Linked DNA regions of Homo sapiens: regions 1 and 3 are each linked to region 2. Evidence: chromatin loops called from intact Hi-C (ENCODE). Cell type or tissue: ascending aorta. All regions are shown on one strand. Links, peaks and the distances in the headings refer to the core of each region. The heading gives the core; the rest is flanking DNA.

Evidence for each region. A loop is a pair of places that touch in the nucleus more often than their neighbours do. Peaks named below come from ENCODE experiments on the same cell type or tissue, not always from the same donor. Only the 100,000 strongest peaks of a DNase experiment are listed, where the experiment ranks them.
Region 1: it touches region 2 in a loop (2.1-fold over the local background); 4 of 110 quality-filtered maps call a loop at or near these places.
Region 3: it touches region 2 in a loop (2.3-fold over the local background); 6 of 110 quality-filtered maps call a loop at or near these places.

What each region holds. Positions count from the first base shown.
Region 1 is chr3:172,255,507-172,263,663 of GRCh38, forward strand. The region is part of intron 6 of FNDC3B (fibronectin type III domain containing 3B); the gene reads left to right. Among named protein-coding and RNA genes, the nearest start is that of GHSR, 190 kb to the right of the region's middle. RefSeq lists a silencer at 602-797. In ascending aorta, for the core only: no CTCF peak of the experiment used is centred there; DNase peaks (open chromatin) are centred at 3,447, 3,869 and 5,164; H3K4me3 peaks cover 403 bases; H3K27ac peaks cover 5,000 bases.
Region 2 is chr3:172,149,583-172,157,739 of GRCh38, forward strand. All of the region lies in intron 3 of FNDC3B (fibronectin type III domain containing 3B), which reads left to right. Among named protein-coding and RNA genes, the nearest start is that of FNDC3B, 110 kb to the left of the region's middle. RefSeq lists enhancers at 3,697-3,991, 3,704-3,793. In ascending aorta, for the core only: no CTCF peak of the experiment used is centred there; DNase peaks (open chromatin) are centred at 3,499, 3,889 and 4,229; H3K4me3 peaks cover 1,634 bases; H3K27ac peaks cover 5,000 bases.
Region 3 is chr3:172,320,258-172,328,414 of GRCh38, forward strand. All of the region lies in intron 11 of FNDC3B (fibronectin type III domain containing 3B), which reads left to right. Among named protein-coding and RNA genes, the nearest start is that of GHSR, 120 kb to the right of the region's middle. In ascending aorta, for the core only: no CTCF peak of the experiment used is centred there; DNase peaks (open chromatin) are centred at 4,174 and 4,764; H3K27ac peaks cover 4,610 bases.

The DNA.
Region 1 (8,157 bases), core at 2,063-7,062, 110 kb after region 2:
TGATTCACCCACCTCGGCCTCCCAAAGTGCTGGGATGACAAGCGTGAGCCACTGCGTCTGGCAAATTTTTTTGTATTCTTAGTAAAGGCGGGGTTTTGCCATGTTGGCCAGGCTGGCCTTGACTCCTGGTCTCCAACTCCTGGCCTCAGCCTCCCAAAGTGTTGGGATTACAGGCGTGAGCCACTGTGCCTGGACACTTCCAGGCTCTTTTAAGAAAGGTTGCCACTGGGTAGAAACGTACAGATACCTTGGGGTCCTCTCTGGTGGAATTGGTACCAGATCTCACACATCTCCTCGTCACCTCGTCCTAGGGCACTTCCAGCTCTGAGTGAGAAAGAACTCTGGTGCACAGCCTCTTGGGACTTCCTTTCTCATGGTCCCTGGTGTCTCCTCATACGTTTCTTAGGATTTTCTTTGCTCCCTCTGAACCTTAAGAGACTGCCCAGAAGGGCCACCTTATGGTTTAAGATGTGTGATTATTCATTTTCCTCTCCAGTGCATCCTCTCTTGTGACTACAGTTAAATAGATCTCAACATTTTAATTCCTTCCTTGAGAACCTTTGTGGTGCTCCCCACTGTCTAGAGAATAAAGTCTAAACTGCATGATATGACACATACTCACCTCTTGTGGCCCTTCACATTTCCCCACCAGACATGCGGTGTTCTGCCCCATTTTGTGAATATGCCTCATTCCCCTTTTTTGGCCTGTCCTTCCAGTTCCTCTGCCTAGCAAACTCCAACTCAGGCCTTCAAGAGCCAGCTCAGTTATCACCTCCTCTGTGAAGCCTGCCTGTCTCTCCAACATATTATGATGGCAGATAAGTTAAGGGAAAATATTTCAAGAGTTTTTGCCTTCCTTTTCTCTTCCTCTCCCAGCATTTCATTTTAGAACAGTGCTTGGGCATCCAGTCCACAGATGTTCAAGGACAGGAATGGAAAAATTTGTTCTTGTGTACGGAGTATTATGCAAGAGCTGGGCCTTGAGCCTGTTCTGTGGCCAAAACCCAGTTAAAATAGTCACATTGCCTTTCACTGCAGAAGCTAAAGAAGTTTCTGTTGCTCTTCATTGAGTGAGAAGGAAGCTTCATTTCTTCCATTTTATTCTTGATAAAAAAACCAAAGCACACAATATTTTAAGGAAGTTATTGAGTGGGATACAGTGAGTCAGGATCCAGTTTTCTAACTGAAATCCTTCAATTTTCAGCCAGTTATAGCCCCTCAGAAAGCAGTTAGGTTATCTGCTAATATTGTTATAGAAATAATTAGGTGAATTTAGAGTAAAAAACAAAAGCTTTGATGAGGATCCACTGTTTAATTTTAAAAGACCTAAGTAGTCTCAATAATATGTATGTGTGTGTGTTTGTGTGTATATGTGGGCAGATGGTGAAGGGAGAGGAAATCAAGAGTGTAAAGTCACAATTTCCAAACTTTTTTTTTTTTTTGAGACAGAATCTGGCTCTGTCGCCCAGGCTGGAGTGCGGTGGCGCAATTTCGGCTCACTGAGACCTCCACCTCCCAGGTTATAAGCAATTCTCCTGGGATTACAGGCACCTGCCACCATGCCTGGCTAATTTTTGTATTTTTAGTGGAGATGGGGTTTCGCCATGATGGCCAGGCTGGTCTTGAACTCCTGACCTCAGGTGATCCACCCACTTCAGCCTTCCAAAGTGCTGGGATTACAGGTGTGAGCCACTGCGCCTGGCCTCCAAACACTTTTTTATGTATAAAAATTTGCTGTGTGCAGTTGACATTGTTGACTTTCACTTTGTTCCTGGGGCTTACCCTAAGAGTGAGGATGTCTTTTTCATATATGACTTTTACATTTTAAAAACAGAATGGAATTGTAAGATTTTAAATAATCGGCGTTCTGGACTGTGTGACATAGAACATGTCATTTCACTAAGCCGTGGTTTCCCTTTCAGTAAAATGAACAGGTGAGTTACAGTCAGTGATTTTCAAAATCTTATCAATGAGCACATTGCCTCTCTTTTCAGGCAATCTTGTGTGGATTACCAGTTTTAAATACAGTATCCCTTCACCCCTACCACATCACACGCATTCATACACACACACACACACACACACACACACACACACACACACGCACTCTGAAAGCAGACAGCACTAGAACTCCAGTGGTTTGAGTGGAGGACCTGGGTCCTTGTCACCCTCCACAAGGCTTTCCCAGGGATCCAGCCCTCACCTGGGTCCTGGCTACTCATGGGCTCAGACCAGCAGTATCAGTACCATCTAGAAGCTTGTGAGACATGTACCCTTATGACCTGCCCCAGACCTACTGAATACAGGCTGTGTAGGTGGGGCCCACCAATCTATGTTTCATCAGGCACTCCAGGTAATAATAAGCCACAGTAGCATTTGAGAACTGCTGGCTCTTTGAGTGCCAAGCAATTTTTAACCAAGATTTTAAATGGCAGGGGTGGGAAAGCGGCGGGTGGGAGGCATTCAGTTGGAACACTTGGTTTAAGTTGAAGTATGTTCCTTGTACTATCTGTATCATGATAAATATATACTAGTGATGGAAGAGTTCCTTTTGTGTGACTAACATATAGGTAGCAGCTTATGTGAACTCTTCTAGAAGTCATACTGCCATATGGGAAAAATTGGGACAAAGTGGCAAGAATTCCAAATACGGAAGAAAATGAACGTACAGCATACTCTTGGCATTTGACCTTTGGAATTGTTAACAATCCAAAGACTCAGTTGCATTTTAGATCACATTCCACGACATAGACTCACAGGTTCTGGTTATGATACCGAAAGCCAGTGATGAGGGCATTATTCTTGTGCATTTGTCTTTCAGAGTTCGCAGATTGCTTTCTGACTCCAGCAGTGTTCCTTATTACCGGTTCTTTGTATTCTAATTCTTTCTCAGGTGGTCCTCCCTGGCATTTTTTCTCTTACTATTCTTATATTTTGTGATCATTGCTCAGAAACCAGAATCAGACTACAGCTTTACTTCCCCCAAAGCAGCAAGAAAGTGTATTCACAATAACAGTAATTATTCATAATGAGAAGTCACAGCGCACCAAGGTTTGGGATGGCGTTTTTTCCCTCTGGGGGTCTGAGACTGTGGATATTTTTGGGTCCTTGGAGTCTATCCTTTTGCTGAATGGCTTGGGCTCTGGGAGGGCATAGCAGCATCCACCTGCGCAGGGCTGACAGTGGTTTCCTTTGTCTGGAATGACGTGCTTAATGTTAATAAGGTCTGGAATGTTGGGAGTCAAGACAGATTTTCTTTTGGAATCTCTTTGGTCTTGGCTCCCTGTAACAGATAATGCTTGTGCTTTTCTGTTTTCTGATTAAAGTAGGATATTTAGTAGGGCTTTTGCACTTCACAAGTGGCAGATTTCCTCTTTCTCTTGTAAGCTTTTTCTGTCTTGTGAGCACATATCCTAGGCATGCTCAGACGAGGTGTTTTGGAAGGCTGGAGTTGGCAGGGTTCTTCTTTTCCCCCAGAGTATCTGCTTCCCTTACTGCATTTGAACACTGTACTGTTTCTAGATACATTTTTAATATTGCTTTATCTCTCAAGTCTATAGGTGATGATGAATCCTGTGTTTTTTCACCTGTCTATAGCTGCATATAAATTCTGAGTATTGCAAAAATATCAAGAAAACATGAGAAAAGTTAAAAGTGAGCTCAGGTCAGTGGAATTCATCCATCTGGCTGCCAATTACAGTCTGAAAAGTAAAAATAGTCCAAACAAGCCCAAATAACTTTTATTTTTTCAAAGGACAGTGGGGACCCCTGGATTAGAATGCAAGAGACATGAGGCATTCTTCTTGGCAGGAAACTGGACAATTAACATCGCCACTTCCATTTCAAGCGTAGGCTGCCAGATCTCTCTGCTTAGTTATAGAGGCCTCTGAGTGACTCTAGTTAGGGGCCGAGCGCACTTGAACGCCTTGCAACTGTCTATGTGTGGGATGGAGATAGTTCTGGGGACAGAAGCCTGTTTCATAAGGAGCATGCTGCTCATTAACATGCGCTTTCTGACTTGGGCCTTATCCTGCAGGCCCAAGGCTGGAGAAATCAAACTGTGAATAACTACTTTTCTGTAAGACCCCTTTATGATGATTTTTTTCCCTCTTACTGGGATGTTGATTTTACTAGTGCAAAGGCAAATTTACAGCTCAACAAAGAGGAAACCATGGTGGCCCAAATTGTTAATTAGTAGAGTATATAATTGTCTTTATTAAGTTACATCACTTATCCTATCTTTTGCCTTTTGCCCTTTCCCCCTCGTATTTTTGTTGCAATCTGGAATGTTTTAAAGATGTTTACTACATGATTCTTTCAACAGGCAAAATGAGATATTTTTGTCATGTCAAGTTAAGAAGTCTTAACCCATTAAATCATACTTGAAGCTTCACATTTTTCACTTGCATATAAAGACAAAAAGCATGCAAAAATAATTCGTTGAGTTTTCTTTTGAAATGAATGTTCACCAGAAGTTTGAGGTCAGAATTTTGATTAGTTTTTACCATATGTAGTACTGAACTCTGTAAACCCATGTTATTTTCTCTGCCTTTTTGCTTTCTTGGGAACTGATCATGACAGCATTTAGATGACATCAGAACCCATGTTGGTAAAATAAATGTCATCCCAAAGAACCCTTTAAACAGCAGGTATAAGTGATGATATGGTTTGTTTCTGGTATATTTGTAACCTTCAATTTTATTGATTTGAAACTTCTATATGTTATTTCTTTCATTTAGCTAAGTTGAATTCTGAATTTAACTGGGTTAGAGATCGTCATCACAAAAGTGCCATACTCAGAAGCATATTTAAAATATGTACTAGTTGGGACCTTGCAGATCTTGGTTTAGTCTCAATTCAGCCACTTGGGAACTATGTGCCCTTGGGCATGATAGTTCATCTTTCAAGGCTTCATTTCTTTCTTGTATGTAGAAAATAGGGGTAATTAATGGCATCTCTTTCAGAGGACTATCATCAGCTCTTAGTACAATTTCAGACACTAAGTGCTTTAAAAATGTAGTGGTATTGGTGAAGAAAGACCATGAGATTTTTTCCTTGTGAGAACTGCTTTCTGTGGGCCATTTTATTATAACCTCAGCTTGTGAGCATGCCCATCAGAATGCTGTTGGGCAAGGCGTCCTGCAGGCTGGGTCAGTGTTAAGTAATAGTGAATGCCAAGGACTTGAGATAGGGGAGAGTTCAGAGGGGCATCCACTCCCCAAAAAAGGTTCTCGGACTATTGCCAACCCACAAACAACCTGCTGAATTCTGGGCAAGAATAAAATGCAGTCCTCTCTCCGTGCTTTTTCCCTGTCACCTCTCTGGTTGAATTCTCTGTGTGAGCCCACAGAATGGGGTCTGACAGGCCTGCTTGATTCTGTTTGAACCCACTCAGCAAATTAACCACTCTAAGTTACTTTGCTAAAAGGGGGAGATTTCAGGGGACATTAGCTGGAGGCGATGGGCAAACAACAACTTCTCTATATTTATTTTTCTCCCACCCACATTCCTTGCATTAGGGCAATTAGTTAAGCTAGATGGATAAACTAACTGGGTAACCCACTAAATTTCCAAGTCTTTCACAACCTTTCCTTACACCTGGCAACTTGTACACCATGTCTTCCGCATTCTGTGGGCTGCATAGACCTGCCCTGCTACATTGCGGAAGGGGTCAGCACTAGGTTTAAGTAGATCATGGGGGTGGCGAGGCATCATGGAGGCTGACTACCAGGTATGTCGAGGTGGAAACCATTTCTGTTAATACCTTATCTGAAAGAGTCTCAGCATTTGTGATGGAATTTTGGCAAATTTCCTGCTGCTATGTCAACATCGATTTTGTCATTGCTTCTCCTTCTGTGGAATGGAGCTCTAGGATCTTTACATAAACTGCAGTGTCAAGAGGCAGGGTGTTGAACTTCTGGTTTTGTATGATCAGTATTGTAATGTGATAATTATAGTCTATACTACAAATATGTTCATTATTCTTCATGCTTTCTGCCATGGTCAGCTGTGGCTTTTATTTTAAATTTAATTTGCTCAACCAGACACACAGTGTAGCAGACGCTATTACCGTATTTCAGTTTTTGGTGCTGTAGTGAGACTTTGAAATTCTAGGAATTGAGTAGATAACACAAGTGTGATGTGGGAAAGGTCCCTGGGAAACAACAGTGATTCTATTAGGCTGGTGCACAAATAATTGTGGGTTTTGCCATTACTGTTGTACCCACATAATAGCTCAGTGCATGCAATTTACAAAGTAATAAGTGAAATGCTCCCCATAGTTGACTATAACATTTCCTCATTTTTCTCTGAATTTGCTTTTTAAAAAACTCTTCCCCTTGCCATTCCCTTCCCCATTCCAGATTGTAACTGCTTCTTTCCAGCTGCATCAGAAGAAGGGGACTTTCCATGTAGGTGTTATTCTCAGAAAAGGCCAGAAAAGACCAGGTCATGGTGGGGATGATTTGCTCCAAGCATAAAAGAGAATTGTGATGGTTCAGGAAGACTGGAAAATAACGAGACTGGAAAGAAATGAGAAGGGCTTCAGAGGAATGGCACATTGAAATAAAAGGAAGTGGTAAGAACAGGAAAACAAGTGGAATGAAAGGAGCACACAGTGGGCAGGGATGATTGGATAGACTGTGGAATAAAGATAATTTGGGAAAAAAATGGGCAGAAAATAAGAGAGGTTTCATGGTTCCATTATTGTATATTCTATTCCTCCTACTAGGTTAACATTTCCCAGAGGGGTTGGGTGGAGACGGGGAAAGCCTTTTTGCCCTGTTGTGGTCCATGTGCCCTTCTGCTGGCAGATCCACTTGGAACAAATCTCCATGTGAATACATCTCCTACTCTTTTCCTATTTGGAGTTTCCTGATGCTTTTGTCTACCTCTTGTGCTGGATTAGAGCATCCACTGCCAGCATGCATTAATGTGATAAACAAAATAAAAGTGAAGTCTTAAGTAGAACTTTGCAAGGAGTAGCAGTACACTATACGGAGGTATTAGGTTTTTTTGAATATGACTTGAAGTTGTTAAAATGATATTTTAGAGTTTTGATGTGCTTAAAAACTGGAAATTGAGAATTTTTTTTTTTATTTTTTGTTTTAAGTTAAAAATTAAGCACAAGATGCCAGGCATGGGAGGATCACTTTGTGAGGCCAAGGCGAGAGGATTGCTTGAGCCCAGGAGTTCAAGACCAGCCTGGACAGCATAGCAAGACCCCATCTCTGACAAAAAAAATTAGCTGGATGTGGTGGGCATGCCTGTAATCCCAGCTACTTGGGAAGCTGAGATGGGAGCATTGTTTGAAGCCAGGAGGTCAAAACTGCAGTGAGTGTTGATCATGCCACTGCCCTTTCGCCTAGATGACAGAGTGAGACCGACTCAAAAAAAAAAAAAAAAAAAAAAAAAAAAGCACTAGAAAGTTGGGAGAGAGGGCAGCACTTTTCCTTTATTGCTGGGTTAGTATGCCTTTGTCAAAAGCAGCTTGTTTTAAATGAAGATGTCATGCTTATTTCAAGTCCTCTTAAAACCAAATTCACTCTCATATCCCCTTGGTATGTAATAAAAAGCAATATATATAAATATATATATATATATATGGCATTTCTGTGAAATAATCAACTCTTGCTTTCTAGACTTATTAGAATTACCTCATGAAAGCAACATGAGGAAGTGAGTGGGAAGAACTAGGTCTACAACAGTTAAAAATTTTTTTTCATAAATGCATTTATTACTGCTTCTCTTAATTCACATGGTGAACTTCCATTGACCTTTTTTCCTTTTTATTTGAAAAGACACAAATTATTGTATGGAACAGTACGATCTTTCAAACCAGGAGGGATGGAGAAACTGCCATATTTTAGGTTCACTGAGTTCCTCAAAACTATTTAAGTGTCTTGCCAAGCACATTTTTAAAAAATTCATATTTAGTCTTTCAGGAAGATTTATCTTTTGTTGGAATGTTGCTCCAAGGAACTCTGTAATATACCAGCATCTCTTGAAAGCTTTGTTAAAAATGATGTGTTACTTAAGTGAAAAATGGTTATGGGTGCCTTAATTATTCAGCTATCAAGTGTTTTTTTTTTTTTTTTTTTTTTTTTGACACACTGACAGCATTCGTATTATTTACTACTTACACTATCATCCATGGGA
Region 2 (8,157 bases), core at 1,477-6,476:
AGATTTCAAGAGCTTAATTATCTAGGATTTTCTACTTGAAAGTGAGATTTTAAATTATCATTGAGACCTTACTTTAGGTCCTACATAAATTTCTCTAAAATTTTATAAGCATATGTTACTCTTGACTAGTAACAACAGGAAAGAAAATTAATCCAGTGTGATTTCTCTTGTTTTAATAATTGCTACTTTAAAAAAGCTTGTGTATACCTTTTGTATGTTGGGTGTTTTTTTTTTTTTTTTTTTTTTTTTTTTTTGAGACAGAGTCTTGCTCTGTCACCCAGGCTGGAGTACAGTGGCATGATCTCAGCTCACTGCAACCTCCGCTTCCCAGGTTCAAGCGATTCTCGAGCCTCAGCCTCTCGAGTAGCTGGGACTTCAGGTGCCCGTCACCGTGCCCAGCTAATTTTTGTATTTTTAGTAGAGACAGGGTTTCACCATATTGGCCAGGCTGGTCTCGAACTCCTGACCTTGTGATCCACCCACCTTGGCCTCCAAAAGTGCTGGGATTACAGGTGTGAGCCACCACGCCCAGCCATGTCGGGTGCTTTCTCTCACTGGTTGTTAAACTTGGCTGCATGTTTGAATAGCTAGAGATTTTTAAAAAATACTGATGCTTGGGCCTCACCTTCAGAGATTTAGATACAATTATTGGGTCCCAGAATATTTTTAAAGATAGTATTGTCATAAGTATTTAGTTTACGTTGCACTTCAAAAAAAATTGTAGATTTAACTTTTATGTCTAATATTTAAGGTTTTGAATTATTTGTGAATGAAAAAACTCTAAAACAGAGAAGTGGTACCTTTTCATTTTAGGTGTACTGCCTCAGCTAAAGGATGTGTGTGTGTCTTGACTCCCCATCCCCCATGCGTACACCTCTTATCTGCTGAGCTAGATGGGATGGCCTTTCTGCTTGTCTCTCATCTATGGGGCATTACACATAGTTGTCCTTTTCCAGTTGGTTTTTTAGGATTATTTGGTGTCATTTTGTCAAATCTATGCCATTGGTTTTTAAATGCATCATTCTTTTTTTTTAAATGTCTCTACAAAAGAGATAACACCACCGATTAAGTTGACTTCCTTTTTCAGGAGATGTGAAAATGTGAAAAAGGTACTTGGAATCGGTGAAATATGCTTATAATTTTTTATTTAAAAAAAGTTTGTGGGTACATAGTAAGTGTATATATTTATGGGGTACCTGAGATGTTTTGATACAGGCATGCAATGTGAAATAAGCACATCATCGAGAATGGGGTGTCCATCCGCTCAAGTGTTTATCCTTCAAGTTTCAAATAATCCATAAAATACACTACTCTTTATTTTTCTCATCTAGGTATTTTTTAAAAAATAACAAATCTACATAGGTTTTTTTTCTAAGTTTGTGTTTGCATAATCATTTTGTGTGTATGAAAAAATTGAGATAGCTTTCTATTCAATCTCCTTAGTTGTAGAAATATGACTAATTTGTTTAAACATCATTGCTTCTAAATATGCCCTGGAGGACTTACATACAAGTCATAATCTTGTGATATTCTTTGTTAGTTTGTCTCATTATGCGGAAAGCCTTATTTATTTTTTGTGTGTGCATATGTATGCATATTTGTGTGTACTCATACAGACACACACACTCTGTATGTGTGAGTGTATATTTGCCAGTGCTACCACTTCCGTGTGTTCTGCTTTGTCTAACCTTTTGGTAAAGTCTACACTTTGGGTTTTAAATAATTTTAAGGTTTCCATTGTTCACGTGTTTGCTGTTGTAGCATTATCCTATTAAAAACTACATAACCCAGTTCAGCAATCTAAATGTGCTTCTAACTTTATATGGAAACTATTTAGCTTTCTTTACTTACCGTCTCCCCGACTCCACTCCCCACTCCCCCAACCTCTTTTTTTTTCCTACAGTGTTAACCAAGAGAGATATATTACCTTTGGATCTAGCCCATCTACCTCTAGATACTTCACTTGCATAATAACTAATTTAAATTTATTCCAGATGTACAAGAAGTATTTGAGATTTGGTAGTTTTAATTTTGGAAATGCTTTTAAAATGTTATCCTAGATTAGTAGGTGATTTTTCTTCCATGAAAATGTATATTTATTTAAAACCTGCGGTAGCTAATTAAACTTGAAATACCCTAAGTCCTCATGTAATGTTGTGGATAGGTTCTTGGAAACTGTAAGTGAAACATATAACAGGTCCTTGAGTTGCGTTGTTTCCTTCGATGTGGATTTGTTACAGCATTGATGAGGGGAAAAACGGTTATGCGTTATTTCACTCAAAGTTGCAGCTTCCAGGAACCTGTGGATGACGTTATGTGAGGGCTTACTGTATTTCTCTGGTTTTCAGTAAGTTAAAAGGTAGCAGAATCTAATATTTTCATTCTCCCCATCAGTAGAGGAGCTGGTGATATCCACTTGTGGATACTCAGTCCCTGTCTGATCACCAGGTTTGATGAATTGGCCGCTCACTTTAGAGGGTCTGTCAGGCTTCTTCATGTTCACAAATGACTGGAAATAAAAAGGAATACCTTTTACATCACCAACTCTCTAAGTACCTATATAACATTTCGGTTTGTTTTGGCTGCCAATTCCTCTTCACAAAAATCGCTGGTTTTGCAGCCATAGGTGGCCTCCTGGCTCTGTGTGGTTTTCTCCCTTTACTGGCTCACTCTTCATGCCCATATTGCTGTAGACCTCTCTTAGAAGCCTCACCCCTTCACTCCCCACTCCTTTTGCATTTGGGTTTCTGTGTGTATGTATGGGGTACTTAACGCCTTCTAAGTAGTAGCGCAGTGCCTGGCAAAATTGTCAGAATCAGGATCAGAATCAGACTGCCTTTGCTGTGTTTCCACGGGTGTGTTGCATTGCTTCCTGTCCGTTCTCCATCCATTGCCCATTCTCCGTACCCTTCATGTCCTCAACTACTCCCTGTCTTCACCTCCTGTTTCCTGTTTTTTCTCCTGTTTCTGCCACTCACATTCTCCATGGGAAGGGCTTTTTTTTTTTTTTTTCTTCAAACCTGGTATTTTTGGAGAGAAGGTTTTGACATTGGGGCTGTCTTTTAAGAGCCCTTCCCCTGATAGCAGAGGGGAACGTGCTCAACTTACAAAGTTTCTGAAAAAAATCACACTTCTTCTTTTCACGGGACCCCTGTTTGAAATTTGCAACAAATTAAATGCTTAGGAATCCAGGTGCCTAGGAGCCCTGCTATTTCAGCTCTTTCCCCTTAATCATGTTGGTTTACATGAGGATTGATTTTGGACTCACTGGGCCAGCTACGTGAAATGTGGTATTGTCATTGTCTCTTTGCACAGAACAATTCATTTGCTGCTTGTCGTGAATCCATCCTGTGAGGTATTATGATGACATCTGGCATGGCTTCTTTGTTTACTGTGTTTACCGTATGTGTTTAGAAGGAAAAAGGCCTGTAGTGACCACTTTTCTGTGTCGGCCCCTGGGTCAGGTTTTCCATCCTGACTCATGGGTGTCGGGACCGCTGAGATTGGTTGATGGGGTGTGCAGAATTTCCTCTGTCGGGCTTGGGAGCCAGAAAGCCACGATGAAGTTTGATTTGGCTTGTGGCAGCCTTTTCCAAATGTGAATTTGGATACAGTACAGTAAGCCCTCTAAGAAAAGGAGAAGAAGAGAAAATAATAACTCTAGAGCTGGGAATATCTGGGGAACATTGAAAAACGGGGAAAGTCTCAAAGATAGTATTCTGTGTCTCCCCTGAGCTGGTGTTGCTGTAGTGCTCAGAGGCCAGCCTTTTTTTCCAAGCCGAGTGCTCCCTGCACTTGGGAGAAACCACAGAGGCGGCCTCTGTCCTGCATGTGCTGCACGCTGCCTTGCTCCAGACTGTCTTGAATGTGACCTGGCAGCCAGTGCTGTTTCCTGCTGACGTGGCCTCCCACAACTGAGCAGAACAGAGCCACCTCAGTGTACTGAGGAAGGAGCAGGCTGGGGGCATGAATCACCAGCGGGATACGGAACAAATTCAGAGGGGAAAGCGCCTAACTATTCAGGTTTCCTGGTAGATATACTTAAAAGACACCTTTCTTATAGGAAGGAAGGAGGAGGAAGAAAAACAGGAGTGAAGAATGCCTCAAGAGTCAAACAGTGATTTGTTTGGCCCTAGGAAGGATTTCTTATCAGCAGGAGTTACCTTCTGGGGTAAGCCCCAGTCTGTCTCAAACATCTGAGAGGATGCTTTGAGGAGGCCAGACTGGACTGCAGCCTTCACAGCCACACTGTTGCACAGGTTGGTGGCGATGTGAGCTCTTAGCCCTATCCTGCAGACAGGTAGTAAAGAAACAAAAACCTAAACCAAAAGACTAGAGTTTGTGTCTTGGTGGAAAAAGTTCCCTCAACTTGGTAGGAACTGGAGAAAAGGACTCTGAGAAACTGCTCAGGAGCAAATCCTGTGGCCTAGTTTTCCCTTCAGTGCTGTCAGCTTCCCGCTTGATGCTCGATAAGCGCTTGTTTCAGCCACTACTGAATATTTTTTGAGTTTGCTTATTTGAAGGCATCCAGGACAGCTCCTTGTTACTGTCTTCTAATAGGCCCCCCAAAAGTCATAGTATCACAGAATTTTAGAGTGAGATGGGACTTTAATTGTAATCTGATCGAGACCGTTAATGGTTTCTTTTTTTTTGAGACAGAGTCTTGCTCTGTCACCAGGCTGGAGTGCAATGTTGCAATCTTGGTGCACTGCAACCTCCACCTTCTGGGTTCAAGCCATTCTCCTGCCTCAGCCTCCCGAGTAGCTGGGACTACAGGTGCGTGCCACCATGCCCAGCTAATTTTTGTATTTTTAGTAGAGACGGGGTTTCACCATGTTGGCCAGGATGGTCCTGACCTCGTGATCCGCCGTCCTCCGCCTCCCAAAGTGCTGGGATTACAGTCATGAGCCACCGTGCCCAGGCTATGGTTTCTTCTAAGAAGTGATCGTAGAACTTTGTCTTCAGTTACTCCCACCTGAAAGCCCACTGTACAAAACGTGCAGGTGGAGCTGACTGAGGGCAGAGAGGCCGGAGCCCAGCTGCTCATCTTTCTTTTAGTAGTGGCCCTGGAAACTCTTCCCCTGACCATTCCACACTCCCGCATACTTAATTGAGAAACCACTGATGAAATCTACAACCTTAATTTTATAGGTGAGGGAATTTTACCTTTGGTAGGGTCACGGTGTTAGGTCATTATGATAACTTTCAAGGTGCCTGGGAATAAAAGTTTTATAACTTTAATCTGTCTCCTGCTTTTGAGCCTTCGTGATCTCTCCAGGAGCTGCTGTAATGGCTTCCCACCCTGCGTGGGAACAAGTGGGGTGCTGGTGGGACAAGTCGGGGGCTGGTGATGTACTCTATGTGTTTGTAGGTCAGAGCTGGAAACCACAGAGAACAGCCCAGGTGGTTTCATTAGTCTAGGTGTGAGGTCACTGGGGGGCGGCAGTAGGATTGGAGATGGAGGGAAGCTTTGAAAGGAAGAGCCCTTAGCATTTTAAAGTATGGTTAAGTTTTTAAGTTACAGAAACTGGATATGGAAAATTACCAAGAGAACTTAGTCAAAGATGATCCTCAAATACCCAGCCAAAGTCATAGGGAGAATGTGGAGACTGTCTGACTTAGATAGTGGAAAATCTTTCTCAGTTTTCTTTGTTTAAGCTTCAGTAAGTCCCTCTCGTGGAGGATTCTTCTTTGGAGATAGGAAAGCAGTTTGATTCCCTGATTCTCTTTACAGCTGTGGCATCCCAATCTGATTGTTGGATGAGTTTTGGTATATGGTGTAACCCTTAGTTCCTGGTGTGTCAGTTGTCTACACAATTCACTTGCATTTGTTTTCTGGATTGTTCAGCCTAGATTATGGAACAGAACCAAGGCAGATTCAGGTCTGTCATACTGACCTCATTCCTGGTTCAGCACTGACTTTCCTGCATAGCCTCAAGTCTAGTAGGTAGGTGGACTTGTGATTACAAACAGATTTTGGAAATCATTTACATTGGCCAGGTTTTCCAGTGTTTTCCCCTTTCCTGGAAGCCATTTTCTCCTATTGCTCGCCTCTAACTCAGTCAACAGAAGCCTCTGCCCAGGGCAAACAATTTTGTAAGAAAAGAGAGCAAAATAGGAGTGAATGGAGAGGATGGGATATTAAATATGTAATAGGCCTATTTCCATTTTCAGTAAAGTCACTTGATTTCCTTTAAAGAGGCTCTGATTTTCTTGAACCATGCCTTGGTGGAATTAGAAAGTTACCCACATCATTTATGGTATTTTGTTGTTACTGTTGTAGGCTGGATTTGTACTTGGTCCGGGACTAGAAGGGGAGAAACAGCCTTATCTGTTAATCCGTTGCAGTGGCAGAAGAGCTGTATATGTAACTATATGCTTTTTTCCTCAACTTATACTGGAAAAAGAAAAAAAATTGCCCAGAGACTCTTTTTCTAAATGGTTTTGGTAAATGTATTCTTCAAATACAACTGCGAGTAGGAGGCCATGTCAGTGGGGGGTGATCATTCTTTTGTGTGATGGTAATGAGATAATTTCTGCATTACAGATTTTCAGGAGACTCTTTGTTTAAATGAAACTTCAGAGCCCTCACAAAGCCTCACAAGTCTCTTTGCCTTATTAAAAAAAGTTTTTATTAATCTCATGTGTTTTGCCATCATCAATTGCATAAACAAATAAAATTGTTTTGAGCAATAGAACTAAGGCTGTCATTTGTTTGGCATCCTGTCCTCTCTCCTTTTTCTCAAATACAATTTGACAAAATCTGGCTCCGAGTTGCTGTTGTTCCCACCATTAGCCATCGGCTCCAAGTGGCCATTCCCTCTGGTCTTGGATGGAGGCAAGAGGAAGTGTGCGCAAGACATAGCCAGGCAGGTTGCTGCCTGAAGGCTGGCAGCCGCTTTCACATGGGCTGGCAGGGATCTGCAGCCAGCAAGTGACTGGCACAGGAATTTCCGTTGCGTTGCAAGAAGGAACCAGGTAGGCCTGAGGGTGTCAAGTTGCTAGCCAAGATCTTCAACGTTTCTTTGTATGTATCCTTTGCTAATTGAACCTGGAAAACCTAACCATGAAAGGGATCTACAGAGAAAAGTGGCTAGTGCTGAGTTTTGAAGTTTTTTTTTTTTTTTTTTCCCCACTGTCTGCTCTCTAAAGCAACCAGTATTTATTTGGTTAAAAAGCAGCTAATTAATCTGTTTGATCTTGATGTGGAAATGAACCGTATCGAATTCCAGGTCAAATCACTTATCCTTGTAGAATGTTTTTTTAACCTTTTGAGGTGTGTTTCATCAGATTACGGACTATCAGAAGTTTACTTGTCCTCAATATTCCGGTCTGCATGGTGACATGGCTATTGTTCTAATAACAGTGCTTTTAAGTATAAACCTAATATTGTCTACAAAAAGAAAAGTCACATTTATCAATGGACTGTGAAAAGTTGTAAGGGGATTGTGTAACTTAATTATACAAGCAGTGTCATATATGATACTATTCTTGAAAAATACCTTGCCATCTGGTCCCATTTATCTGAGATGAGATCTGTTGTTATTTTTCTTTTTCTCTTCTTAAGTTTCGCTAAGCTGCCAGCAAATATTATTTTCCTTATTTTAAACATGAAGAAACAAAGGTCCAGATAGGCCAACTAACTTATCCAAAGTAGTGGTAGAGCCAGAACATGAACCCAAGATGGTACCAAAGCTCCTGGTATTTTTTTTTTCAAACTTTTATTTTGAAATAATCATGAATTTTTAAGGAGTGGCAAAAAATGTGCAGGGAAGTTCCATGTATCTTTCACTTAGTTTTGCCTCATGGTAACATCTTGCATAACTATATTTTAATATAAAAATCAGGAATAGACATGAGTACAGTCCACGGAACTCATTCAGATTTGTAATAATCACTACCATAATTAAAATATGGAGTGGTTCTAGCACCAAAAGGCTCTCTTGTGCTAGCCCATTATAGCCACTCCCCTTTCTTCCTGCTATCCCTAACTCCTAGTAACCACCCATCTGTTCTCCATCTCTAAATTATTTCAATAGTGTCATGTAAATGAAATCTCACAGGATATAAGTTTTTGAGATTGGCTGTTTTCTCAGCCTAATTTCTTTGAGATCCATTTGTTTTGTGTATCAATAGCTTATTTCTTATATTGCTGAG
Region 3 (8,157 bases), core at 2,063-7,062, 170 kb after region 2:
TAATCCCAGTTGCTTGGGAGGCTGAGGCAGGAGAATCGCTTGAACCTGGGAGGCGGAGGTTGAGGTGAGCCGAGATCATTCCACTGCACTCCAGCCTGGGTGACAGGGTGAGACTCTGACTCAAAAAAAACAAAAAAATCTGAAAGAGAAGGAGGACAGTGGAAAGATACCACACATCAAGAAAACATCAGGAGGAGTAAGTCACAAGACCAAAGGGAGAAAGTTCACCATGAATTCCAGCATCCTTGTGTTGGCCATTCTTAATCTTGTGCCAGGAATGAAGCAGTTATAAAGAGGAACAGGAAGTATCGTTTCCAATCTATTAATTTAAAAGCAGTTGAAAATATCAGCCAGCTTCATCTGTTAGTGCCAGCGGTGTTGGAAATACCCACTTCTAGTGTTGTTAGTGCCAGGGTAATTAGAAATGTTAGTCAGGGCAGCCACAGCCCCCACAGTCTACAGAATTACACTGGCAGGAAAACACTGTAGCCTGAATTAATTGGGATGTGTGTGAGTTACATGTATAGAATGAGCCATGAGTTGTGTTCCTTAATGGGAAACCAGCCCATTTAGAGGATTCATCTTCCCAAGTACTGAGGAAAGCTTTATGAGGATACTAAGTTAGTAAAGAAGAAAAATTAACTTGAAAAAGTTCTTTTGTTGTTGTTTTCAGTCTTTCAACTACACACTTTTACAAATCAACACAACAAATATATTTTTAAACATACTCTAAATATTAGTTGCATTTTATGATCTTAATCAAATACTTTTTATATACTTAGCTGCCAGTTTTCAAGTAGGTAGACCATCTGTAAATTTGTTTCTTCACTGGAACTCTTGTATGTTTGTAAACAGATACCCAGAGAGAGAGGTGGAAAGCTGGTTACATGAGGAAGTCCTTTGAAATGTTCTTTTCTTTGTTGACTCCTGTGGTTTTAGGCTATGTCATACCTAAACTGTCCCCTAGAGACCATTGCGTGTCTGGATTTAAAAATCTCCCAAGAGTTCTCTAAGTTTGGGATAGCATTATTAAAAGTCTTATTTCAATCTAAAATGTGATTCTGTAAGATGAAGTAACTGCATAGCTGTTGATTGGCAATTTTGGTTGATCTTTATCGTCTAGGAGTCTGGTTCTATTTTTAGCTTATACAAAAATAACTTTTAAAATTATTCAGAGAGGTCCTTACTTTGGTGGATGGCTTTGAAAGAAAAGGCATGTACTAAGTGCATGTAGAAAATAGGACCCATCATATGTTACACATTTATTTTGCTTTTGTTTTTGTTTTGTTTTGTTTTGTTTTGAGACAGGGTCTTGCTCTGTTGCCCAGGCTGGAGTGCAGTGGCACAGTCTCGGCTCACTACAGCGTCTGCCTCCCGGGTGCAAGCAATTCTCCTGCCTCAGCCTCCTGAGTAGCTGGGATTACAGGCATGCACCACCACACCCGGCTAATTATTGTATTTTTGTATTTTTATTTTTTTATGTTTATTATTTATTTATTTTTTATAAATTTTTTTTAGTAGAGATGGGGTTTCACCATATTGGCCAGGCTGGTCTCAAACTCCTGACCTCAGGTGATCCACCCGCCTCGGCCTCCCAAAGTGCCGGGATTACAGGCGTGAGCCACCATGCCCAGCCAGACATTTATTTTGTATGCTAGCATGCACATTACATTCCCCCACCTTCTAGCTGTTTACAGTGTAGGAGGAATTTATAAAAGTTTGCAGAAATTCAGAGGGGTAAAACTTCATGCTATAAACGTATATAGACTTCAAAATAGATGAGTGTAATATTGCATAACAAATTACCCCAAAACTTAGAGGCTTCAAACAATCACTTTCTTATGCTTGTGGACTCTGGGTTAGGGATTTGGACAGGGCACTGGGGAGTGGCATCTCTGTGCTCTATCATATCTAGAGTTTCAGCGAGGAGGGCTCATTGGCTGGGGACTGGAATAATCTTCTGGCAGTGTTTTCACTCACAAGTCTAGCATCAGTGCTCACTTTGGACTGGACCTATCTGGGGCTCTTCACATGGCCTGGGGTTCCCACACAGCGTGGCAGCTTCAGGGTAGTGAGAATCGAAAATCAGGTGTCCCAGCAAAAGTTAGAAGCTGTAACACCTTTCCACACCCAGCCTTGGCTTCATTTCCACTCCAGCCTTTTGGTTACAAGAGAGTCACAAGACCACCCGCATTCAAGGGAAAGGGACATAGACTTAGACTTTGTTTCTCAATGGATAGGGAATCACAGAATTTTTAGACATGTTTAAAGTAACCACTTGTGGTATAAGCCTTCTCTTGTCTCCTTTTGGTCCTGAGAAACCATTAACAAATATTTTTTTCTTTATCTTTGTATAGCACATACAGTTTTTTAGGTACTATAACCTAAGACTGTTAGATATAAGGTCATATACTTTAAAAGTACAACGTAACTCTTTTTCCCATCCCTGATTCTTTTCTGAGTATTCTGGAGACAGGGAGAGTGGGGGCAAATGTGTACCCAGAAATACAGTGACAGGATGGACCTCATACCTCATAGCCAGTGCTACTCAGCCAGCCAGTGAGACATGCCTCAGTGGCTCTCAAATACCAATCTTCTCAGCTAGCAGATGGAAGAGATCACTCTGCCTGCTCCCTTAGTGATAAGGGCAGGGAACCCAAACAGACTGTTTATCTCCAGTTAATGTCTCTGCCTCAGTTGTACTTGAAAAGCAGGATCGTGTATTCTGTTCCCTCAGGTGACTCATGATAGTGCAGCAAAGTGTTTTAGTTTTTGTTTGTTTGTTTGTTTGCAGGGAATATAAATGTATTTAAAATCTTTAACAGACAGTTTTTGTTTTTTAACTACAAATTTGAAAGAAATTGAAAAATATTCAAGTAGGTAGTAAGGGGGTAAAAGAAAAAATAAAGATGTTCCTTAAAATATTCAAAATATTTTATATTTATAATTTATCTCCAAATTTCATTTTGGAGAATGGCAGAGCTGGACATGGTAGCTCACACCTATGATCCCAGCACTTTGGGAAGCCTAGTTCAGGTGGAAGGATAGCTTGAGGCCAGGGGTTCGAGATCAGCCCATCTCTACCAAAAAGAAAAAAATTGAAAATTTAGCCAGGTGTGGTGGTGCATGCCTATAATCTTAGCTACTCAGGAGGCTGAGAAGGAGAATCCCTTGAGTCCAGCAGTTTGAGGCTACAGTGAGCTATGGTCTGTTTGTACCACTGCTCTCTAGCCTGAACAACAGAGTGAGACACCTTGTCTCTCACACACACACACAAAAAGTAGAATATTTGGAAACAGTATTTCTCCCTTGTGGGGGGAAAAAGAAAAAGTCTTTGTCCTGGAGATTATAATCACATCTTGGAGATGTTTTCAGGGGTTGATCATTCTCTGCTATGTAGCCACATAGTGCTTTTTATATACTCTCCAAGCTCCCTTCTCTTGCCCCTTTTTTTCTGTGTTTGGGGCCTTTCATAGTCTGGCAAAAAGTTGGAGGTTATTGCCATTCTTCAGAATTTAGCAGGACCCTGTAGGAACAAGAACAATATCTAGACTCCCATTATTAATTAGGACTTGAAACCAAAAATGCATGACCCTTCTAAAAAGTGAGTGAGGATGAGGATGAAGCAAAGGGGAGGCAGGTGCTCATAGAGTATGTAGTATTCTAAGCGTTACTAGGCTGGGACTTCCCCCCAAAGGTGATGACTTCCTTTAGTATGTGAATCTTGAAATGAAAGAGGCACTTACCCAGGTTCAGATAAATGAGGTGTCCAGCTTAGGGCAGGTGAACTCTGTGGTAAGAGTTATGATGACATCAGGGGACAGGTTTGCGCAAGGCACACTGGACGGAACATAGAGTAAGATGATCCAGTGGTGTCTAGAATGTGGATAATACCCAATGTATTTTTGTTTGATGATTGGAAAGGAGAAAGAGGCAAAGCCCTTTCTCCCTTCCCAGGCTTGGGAAGGGCTGATCTGATGCATGCTGTGAATATGAGTCGACTTACTGGCGAGCCAAGTCCTTTCCTGGAGAGCAGTTTTGACCAGAAGTGGTAGACAAAACACCCTCGTCCCTGGTTGGAAAACATTACCCCAGGGTGATGAATTGGTGCTCTCAGGCTAGGTCTGGGTGTGGAATGAAGATAGATAAGCAACAACTGTGAATTAGGTTGAGTGCGAAGAGGAACACTCAGCTTGGGAAAGGAAACAACCCACGTTTGCAATGCGTCATCCTGCGCCAGATTGAGCACCTCAAGGTTTGTCTGCACACAGTTGGTTTGTACTCCAAGATTTCTTCACATTGTAGTAAAGAAAGATTAACCTTGCCCTTGAATGAACTTGGTCTGAGCTGCAGAAACAAGCATTTGGGCATGCCCAAGGTTGCAAAATGGAAACAAGCCAGTGCACCCTGAAAATCTGCCCTTTTTTTGGCTCACAGACACTGGCAGTAGAAAGTTAGGCCAGAACTGGCTGGGGTTATATTGGTTCATGTCCAGTGAGGTCAGTAGCCCAGTGGCTAGGTCTGTTCCAGAATGATCAATGGTGTTCACTCTGACCAGTTTCTCTAATTCAGGTGAAGTATCTTTTCCATACCCCGCTGAGAACAGGGACTCCAGTGTCACCTTAGAGGTTCTGATCCTGACTGCTCATGTGCTGCGAACCTGACCCACCAACGCGCAGAGAAGCGGAGTGCAGCTAGGAGTCTCTTCCCTCAGCCCTGCGGACCAGCTGACTCCCAGGCCCTGGCAGCCCCTTTGAAAGCTCTTACTCTCCTCTGTGTGACACACCACAAGTGGCCTAGCAGCCGTAGCTGGCCAGGATTAGGCCTAAGTCATGGCTGTCCCTGCTGCCTGTGTGTGACCAGATCATTGATGACAACAGGTCTGAAAAGTGTCAGGATGTTACCCATTTCTACTGCAGCCATATTTTAGTAGGGAACTTTGAACAAGGCTGAATTTAAATTATTAACAACTAAGTTTCCGAAGTCAAGTCAGCGTATCTCAGTAATCCTGTGTAGTCTAAATTAGATTTTTTAAAGGCGGGAACGTGCCATAGATTATAATCTCTCAAAATCTCTGGGAGCCACACAGCATATAAAATATGAAAGTTGTCATTTACCATCTCTAAAACTTCACTGACAGGAATGATTTGGATATATTTAACTTCTGATAAACAATGATAAACATTCACTTTATCACTCCTGTCAGTTCGTATGAATCTTTCAGTCCTCTAAAGCATTAGCTCTTTTCTTTTTTAACTCCATTTCTGTCAACAAGAACAGGAAAATGTTTTGTTTATAAATGCTATTTGCAACCTGGGACCCATCTTGTTTTATGAACAGATTCTCCAAATCTTCTATGCCTTTGAACACGGACTTACTCTACTCTAATGCTTAAGCTCCAGAGCCGTCGGAGAGCCTGGCGCAGTAGACAGACCAGCACGCTGGCATCGGATCACTGGAGCCAGTGGCCTTCTCCAGTTCACTTGTTAACTTCTCAGCTGCAGATCACTTTTTGTACTGCAGTGACTTTTGTGAACATTAATTTTTTTCTTTCCAGATATGCATTTTATTTTATTTTATATTAGAGACAGAGTCTCGTTCTGTCACCCAGGCTGGAGTGCAGTGGCGTGATCTCGACTCACTGCAACCTCTGCCTCCCGGGTTCAAGCAATTCTCCTGCCTCAGCCTCCCAAGTAGCTGGGATTACAGGCGTCTACCACCACGCCTGGGTAATGTCTTTGTATTTTTAGTAGAGACGGTGTTTCACCATGTTGGCCAGGCTGGTTTCGAACTCCTGACCTCAAGTGATCCACCTCCCTCAGCCTCCCAAAGTGTTGGGATTACAGGCGTGAGCCATCACACCCCGCCCAGATATGCCTTTTGTATTAAACTTCATGTTATACATGAATATGTTCTTTTATTCAAAACTTCTCTCATGTCTGAAATATTTTAACCTACTTTCCCTTGTTTTTGTTTTATTCTCAATGACTTCTAAAAATTCATCAATAAGCCTTAATTCTTTTAACTGTCAAATATTTGTATTCTTACCTCTACAGACTCTACAGACAATGCTTCCAAAACTGAATTCCAGGGTTTTAACAACTCTGGATCTTTCTAGGTGTCCCTAAGTTTATGCACATAGTAGTACATCCTGGAAGTTGTTATGATAGAAAATTCGGCATGCTTTGTCTATATGGGTTGTAGTTTATATAGCAGTTGTTCCTGATTTTAACAATTGGTCCTGACTCCAAGATTTATGTTTTGTTTGTTTGTTTTTGAGATGGAGTCTTGTTCTGTCGCCCAGGCTGGAGTGCACTGGCGCCATTTTTACTTCTTTCACAAGTAGAATTTTTTTAAATGTTAGCAATATAGGAAGATGTCTTGAAGGTCACACAGTTCCCCTTCTCCTAATTCTTTAGTGAGCGTGAGTGCTCTGGCTCTCTTAAAAGTCATTTCTCCCCTTCGAACCCTCCCCAGTCTTTTTCTCGTTTGAGCCACAAACAGTCTGGTTTCTACTGTATTAAAGCAAATTAACCTAGTAAGAAACACTGACTTTTTTTTTACTGGCTACAGTTCTAAGCACAAGAAAAGGGGAAAGGAGACCAAATAAAGAAATAGGAAAAATGAGGCATTAAAGGGGAGCCAACACGGGGTTTGGAAGGGATGAGAGCTTCCGCCATGGCAGGATGGGCCTTTCTTGCACTGCTTACTCTGAGTTCAGAAATAGAGGAGGAAAGAAGGTAGATCATGCCACAGCCTGAAATGGATACGACACATACCAGGGCTCCCATAGAGTGTGATCGGATGCTGGGTGTAATTATTCAAGTGTATGCATTTGAATAAATCATCTTCCTCAACCTCAACACTCAAGGTTGAAGTAAGCATAGTGTGTGACATGCCAGCCACATAGTGAGTTCACTCAAGGAGCAACTGAGAAATGTCAGGCTTTACTTGCTGCACACCCCCAACTCGGCCACCAAGTTGCATCTGAATGCACCTTGAACCCTTGATAAAATGAACTTTCAATCTTAAAGACTGTTAGAACTCTCACTCCCTTCCATTGGGAAAGGTGCTTCCTGGCTCTAGGAGGTGGGTGGGGAAGGGGTTCCTTTGAGGAGGATGAATGTGGTGTGATTTTTTTGGGGGGCGGGGCGGGGCAGGAGGACGGAATCTCACTCTGTCGCCCACACTGGAGTGCAGTGGCGCGATCTCGGCTCACTGCGAGCTCCGTCTCCCAGGTTCACGCCATTCTCCCTCCTCAGCCCCCTGAGTAGCTGGGACTACCAGCACCCGCCACCAAGCCTGGCTAATTTTGTTTTTGTATTTTTAGTACAGATGTGGTTTCACTGTGTTAGCCAGGATGGTCTGGATCTCCTGACCTCGTGATCTGCCCGCCTCAACCTCCCAAAGTGCTGGGATTACAGGCGTGAGCCACCGCGCCCGGCCAGTGTGGTTGTTTTTAATGTGCTCACCGTAGCAACAGTCAGGCTAGTGGTGTGTTCATTTTATTTTTAATTAAAACCACCTGGAATGTGTTTTAGTGGTATTTGGAGACCTGCTGAAAGGAAGGAGATGCTTAAATTTGTTTACGTAAAAAATGTGCTTGCTTTGTTTTTTGTGAAATAAATTGAGAACTTCAGACACATTGCTCAAGGCCCTGGGCCTGTCCAGTTAGAATGCTAAGATCCACTCAATGTTAGCTTATGGTTTTCTTTTGCATGAACATGGATAAGATAGTAAGATAATGTGGATATGGGTAGGAAATATTCTAACAAACTACTGATAAGAGTATTACATGCCTGTGAGTGTGGCATAGGGCGGTTAGACTTTTTCCTTACTTGTTGAACCTAATACGAGACCCCACTAGAGTGTTTTATTTTTACTTTAACGAATTTGAAGTATCACATAAGGCTAGGAAGGCATTCAAAATACATTTCTAGCCTGACAAGAAACTTAGAGTGACTGTAATATACATAGATTAATTCAACCAATGTTCCAAGTGCTTATCATTCACTTCCACCCTGCAAGCATTGATTGAGCTCCCAGTTTGTCCAAAGCACTGTTATGAGCAAAGCAGACGTGGACAAAATGATTCAAAGGTTTGTGACCAGTAGCAGCAATCAGTGAAGAAACACCATCACTAGAATGTACTTGTGA